Linked DNA regions of Homo sapiens: region 2 is linked to region 1. Evidence: read pairs that join two places in POLR2A ChIA-PET (ENCODE). Cell type or tissue: MCF 10A. All regions are shown on one strand. Each heading gives the region's core, and the rest is flanking DNA. Links, peaks and the distances in the headings are about the cores only. Region 1 overlaps PPP6C (protein phosphatase 6 catalytic subunit). Region 2 overlaps ARPC5L (actin related protein 2/3 complex subunit 5 like).

Region 1 (2,913 bases), core at 274-2,773:
GAATGCTCGAAAAGTCTGAATAAATAATAGTCAATTGAAGATTTTTGCCTTAAACCAGGGGTTCTGGGTTATTTTTTATGCCCAACCATTACTGACAGCTACAACCCAACCCTATCTACAGTGGCTTACTAAGGCAATTAATTAGAGGACATAGTTAAATGTAGAAAAGTATACAATCACCTTGATATGGTTTGGCTGTGTCCCCACCCAAATCTCATCTTGAATTCCCACATGTTGTGGGAGGGACTCGATGGAAAGTAATTGAATCATGGGGGCAAGTCTTTCCTGTGCTGTTCTCATGACAATAAGTCTCATGAGATCTGATGGTTTTAAAAACAAGAGATCCCTGCACAGTCTCTCTCTCTTTGCCTGCCGCCATCCACATAAGATGTGACTTGGTCCTCCTTGCCTTCTGCATGATTGTGAGGCCTCTCCAGCCATGTGAAACTGTTAAGTCCATTAAACCTCTTTTGTAAATTGCCCAGTCTCAGGTATGTCTTTATCAGCGGCGTGAAAACGGACTAATACACATCTTTTAATATACTGAAATAGGGACTGTCACATGGTAAAGAATTATTATGCAATTTACATTTAATAAGTCAGATCCTTTCCATTTTAAACAAGCACTTGATATCACTGGTGTTTACATACCATAAATATGTAGTTTGTGTCAGGAACCTGACCTCCAGTTCTGAACAGTTCACAAAGGTCATAAAACTATAAAAGAAATGCAATACATGCTGATTACAAATTCCTGTTAAGAAGCAAAGCAACAAAACTGAGAGTGAAATGTGTAAAGAAGCAGCTAAGAGGACTCCAAATATTTACATTTTTAAGAAATAAAGTGTAAGCCAAACTGCCAAGCACACAGTTCTCAAGACTAAAAAAAGCACTAAATAAAGCTCAGTTACCATAAAGTCACTCCTAGATTATTATCATAGGATTCCCTTTCTCATTTTCTTTCATACATCTCCCCATCTATCTCTTGAGAATTCTGACATCCTTTATCAATTGTCTAATTTCTCAGTAAGCTAATCTAACAGCCCACCCAAATTCTGTATCTATTTTAATGAGACAAAAGATTACAGAAACAAGTGGATACCTCTTTTTCTTCCAAACTGAACTTACATGACACTCCAGTGTTATACAGAGATCTTCCCACATTCTACAGTTAGAGTTATATACCCTCAGGCTCCACAGCCATGGAGTGTCTCCTCAATGATCAGTTAAAAAAAAATTATATATTTCATCATATTTTTTGTTTTTTGTTTTAAGACAGGGTTTGGCTCTGTTACCCAGGCCGGAATGCAGTGGTGCAATCATAACTCACTGCAGCCACAAATTCCTGGGCTCAAGTAACCCTCCTACCTTGCCCTCCTCAGTAGCTAGGACCACAGTTACACACCACCATGCCCAGCAAATTTTTATAGAGACAGGGTCTCGCTTTTTTGCCCAAGCTGGTCTCAAACTACTGGCTTCAGGCAATCCTCCCACCTCAGTCTCCCAAAGTGCTGGGATTACAAGTGTGATCCATGACACCCAAGGATATTTCATCATATTTCTATTTACTGAAATTTGGTAACTGGCAAATTGTGCATTTGTCAAATTTCAGTCCACTAGATTATTACCCTAGCCCTAATTTCCAAAGAAAGCATTACAGTTTTTCTGGAAGAAAAACGATTTTGGATTAAGGGAATTGACTACAATACATTGGACCAATTACAACTAACAACTTCTAACACATTCATCTTTTACACTTGAAATAAAATTATCATTTAAACTTTTAACACTTAATAGGAATGTTAGTCAAAGTGAAGAAAACTGAAAGTGAGATGTTAACTACTGAAAGAAATAAAGTAACACCTTTTATAACAATGTTCCATAAGTCTAAAAAGTCAGACAAAAAAAAAAAAACAACTTTAGGAAGCTTAATATAAAATGTATCTGAAAATTAGCTAACAGGCCAAGCTGCTCACACCTGTAATCCTGGAACTTTGGGAGCTCACGCCTGTAATCCCAGCACTTTGGGAGTCCCAGGCAGGCAGATCACTTGAGGTCAGGAGTTCAAGACCAGCTTAGCCAATGTGGTGAAACCCCATCTCTACTAAAAATACAAAAATTATCCAGGGGTGGTGGCCTGCACCTGTAATCCCAGCTACCTGGGAGGCTGAGGCACAAGAATTGCTTGAGCCCAGGAGGTAGAGGTTGCAGTGAGCCAAGATCATGCCACTGCACTCCAGCCTGGGCAACAGAGCAAGATTCTGTCTCAAAAAAAAAAAAAAAAAAAAAAAAAAGTGTTATGGTCCGGGCACAGTGGCTCACACTTGTAATCCCAGCATTGTGGGAGGCTGAGGCAGGTGGATCATGAGGTCAGGAGATCAAGACCAGACTGGCCAACATGGTGAAACCCTGTCTCTACTAAAAATACAAAAATTAGCTGGGCATCATGGTGGGCACCTGTAATCAATCCCTGCTACTCGGGAGGCTGAGGCAGGAGAATCACCTGAACCTGAGAGGTGGAGGATGCAGTAAGCCAAGATCACGCCACTGCACTCTAGCCTGGGTGACAGAGCAAGACTCCGTCTCAAAAAAAAAAAAAAAAAGTGGGCCAAGCACAGAGGCTCACGCCTGTAATCCCAGCACTTTGGGAGGCCGAGGCGGGTGGATCACCTGAGGTCAGGAGTTCGAGACCAGCCTGGCCAACATGGCGAAACCCAGTCTCTACTAAAAATACAAAAATTAGCCAGGCGTGGCGGCGGGCACCTGTAGTCCCAGCTACCTCAGGAGGCTGAGGCAGGAGAATCACTTGAACCTGGGAGACGGAGGTTACAGTGAGCCAGGATGGTGCCACTGCATTCCAGCCTGGATGACACAGCAAGACTCTGTCTCAAAAAAAAAAAAGTGTTATGACAA
Region 2 (2,913 bases), core at 252-2,751, 290 kb before region 1:
ATGGCATGAACCTGGGAGGCGGAGCTTGCAGTGAGGCAATATTGCGCCACTGCACTCCAGCCTGGGCGACAGAGCGAGACTCCGTCTCAAAAAAAAAAAGGAGTTACAAAGTAGAGGTTATCAGTGGCTGATATCAGGCTGGCCTTGTTTGGATGGGGAAAAGGAACTCCAGAACTGAAAGACAGAGGGACTGGACTGCCTCTTGAGTGTGGAAGGTGGATCAGAGCCAAGCAGGGAGCTGGGGAACCAGCGCTGGGAGTGGCTTGCCTGGTGGCGCAGACCCAGCTCACTCAAGATGGATCTCATACTGGGGAAGCCAGGAGATTCAGCTCTGCTCCGAAGGCCCTTCCTGTCTGCACGTGGGTATCACTGCATGAAGAGGAGTAGAGACCCGATTGGGCAGAAGCCATTCCTTGTTCTATTTTTGAAGCTTTTTGGCTGAAGCCAGTGTTTCATACGAGGAAATGAAAGTTGGCTGATGTAATTCAGTTTAAAATAGGTGTCACCTTTGGGGACCTAACCCAGATTGTAATTTTCTTTTGCATGCTGGGTATTCAGAACTCAGCAAAGAATGTGTTGTCAGGATTGCAACTGAGGTTGGGGGGTAAGGGTGGAGACTGGCTCATTGTTGGCAAAAGCTTCTGTTAGATTGATAAACTCTTTCCAGGTAACAGTTGGGACCTCATTGATCCCGATAGATCTTAGAAGTTCTAGCACATCTTAATTTCCTTAATAGTTTAATTGATGAAGAGCATTGATGAAGAGTTAGGAGGTCTCCCTTTGTACCTACATTTTCCGCTTTTTTAGAATGAGAAGATGAGAACGACCTCCAGTTCACATGTACGGGTGCTGTGAGGATCCAGTAGGGGAGATACAGTGCTCAGCACCAAGCAGGTGCAAGTGAGCACAATCCAATTTTACATCAAGTTACCCCTCCAGGACAGTTGCTTTGACGTGGAAGGTAGAGAGGGAGTTGAAAGGAGGGTTTGCATGGTTGGCAGAGGTGCCCTGCAGCCTCCCTGTGCAGGCTGTAAACCGTCTCTGCCCCCCTGGAAGCCGTGGAAGGTGGGTGGTATGGATGAGATCCCATCTGACTCTGTTCCTGAGCTGTTTCTGAAGTGAGCTTGTTCATGACGGCATGGATGTGCTTGAGCCTAGCTATCCTTAACTGGTGGTGATGCACAGGGGACATGCTTCGGGCATTCCATGCAGCCTTGCGGAACTCTCCCGTCAACACCAAGAATCAAGCTGTGAAGGTAAAGGGGTGGCGCTGCGGCTCTGCTGGGTGCTGTTGGGACCAGGGCTGTGGGTGTCTGCCCAGTGCGAGTGTGAGCTTTCATCCACATCAGAGGGAGTGAGTTGGCACTGGGCGGGGCTTCCAGGGAAGCCTCCTGGCGCTCCCTAGGTGGTGAGGCTTCTCTGACATCAACGCTGTCAGCGTTTATATACGAGAACCTCCCCACAGAAGCCTTCACTCCTGCTCACGGCCTCGTAGGCTGAGAAGTCAGCCTGGCCCTGGCTGATGAGGAAAATGGATGAATTCGCTCACCTGTGGTGCTTATGCTCCCACAGACTGTTAAATAGGCTTTGTCTGCCTGAGGATTTTAAGTACCCGTACGCTTTCCTACCTTCTAAAAACTAAATTGTGCTTACTGCATCACCAAGTCTAAAATTTGGTTCAGAGAAAGGGGTCTCCCTGCAGCTGGGATTCTGGCAGCTGTGACAGCATCTTGATGTCACCAGTGGCTGCACCTTCACAGAGTTCTGGGGAATGGCCCCACCCTTCTGGGTGTGAACACAAGAGGGACGCTGCAGCCGAGTCAACCTGGTTTTATTTTTATTTTTTAATAGTCCACCACCATTGTGGAGTATAATAAGGCCTTATTGGTGTCATCTAAAATAGTGATGGGCTGGGTGCCATGGTTTATGCCTGTAATCCCAGCACTTTGGGAGGCAGGAGGATCGCTTGAGCTCAGGAGTTTGAGACCAGCCTGGGCAACATAGCGAGACTTTGTCTGTATTAAAAAATAAAAAAAATAATTAGCTGGGCATGGTGGCATGTGCCTGTAGCCCTAACTGAGGTGGGAGGATTGCTTGAGCCTGGGAGAGGCTGCAGTGAGCTGAGATTGCACCACTGCACTCTAGCTCAGGCAACAGAGCGAGACCCTGCCCCTCCCTCCCTCTCTCCCTCTTTTCTCTTCTCTCTCTCTCTCTCTCTCAGAGTTGATACTTGTCCTAGTAAACTACTTACTCCCCCAAAATAAGTAGGGTAACTTGTTGGCATAAATAAAAGATACTTTGAAATTTAAATCCACAAAAGACGTTCTAACCCACTTATTTTAACCATCCTGGACGAATTAGAAACTGGGCAGTGTTTCTGGTGATCTGTGTCCTTGCTTTGGTGTGGGGCATGGCATGGCGGTGCCTTCGCAGCTCTGGGACTCACTTGCTCTTTTTCGTCTGCAGGAGCGAGCCCAGGGCGTGGTGCTGAAAGTGCTCACAAACTTCAAGAGCAGTGAGATTGAGCAGGCTGTGCAGTCACTGGACAGAAACGGCGTTGACTTGTTAATGAAGTACATTTATAAAGGCTTTGAGAAGCCCACAGAAAATAGCAGCGCAGTGTTACTCCAGTGGCACGAAAAGGTATGTGAACGCTGCCACGCGCCCCAGTGAGCCACCTGGCTTGCCTTGGGGTTCGATCAGCAGGCCAGATTTTCCAGAACAAACGTAGGACGGTCTGATAGGCGTGTGGGGTCAGAGGACGAGCCCCAACCTGGGACATGTCATCACTTCCCTCTCCCAAGGAAGCTCCTGGTAGGGACCTGCTGTCTGTGGTAATTGCAGTTACTTTTTTGCTTTTTAGCTGCCGATTTATGTCAGGCAAGACAGGGTGCCCTTGGTACAGGACATGTG

Evidence for each region. ChIA-PET counts read pairs that join two places held together with the same protein. Peaks named below come from ENCODE experiments on the same cell type or tissue, not always from the same donor. Only the 100,000 strongest peaks of a DNase experiment are listed, where the experiment ranks them.
Region 2: POLR2A ChIA-PET joins it to region 1 with 5 read pairs; 2 of 35 experiments call an interaction of 5 or more read pairs at or near these places.

Annotation. Positions count from the first base shown.
Region 1 is chr9:125,160,190-125,163,102 of GRCh38, forward strand. PPP6C (protein phosphatase 6 catalytic subunit) reads right to left here. Exons shown (of 7, transcript NM_002721.5): 3 at 652-717. Among named protein-coding and RNA genes, the nearest start is that of SCAI, 18 kb to the left of the region's middle. In MCF 10A, for the core only: no CTCF peak of the experiment used is centred there; a DNase peak (open chromatin) is centred at 1,262.
Region 2 is chr9:124,872,509-124,875,421 of GRCh38, forward strand. It overlaps ARPC5L (actin related protein 2/3 complex subunit 5 like), which reads left to right. Exons shown (of 6, transcript NM_030978.3): 4 at 1,184-1,256; 5 at 2,467-2,643. Among named protein-coding and RNA genes, the nearest start is that of ARPC5L, 12 kb to the left of the region's middle. RefSeq lists enhancers at 26-526, 224-453. In MCF 10A, for the core only: no CTCF peak of the experiment used is centred there; a DNase peak (open chromatin) is centred at 1,363.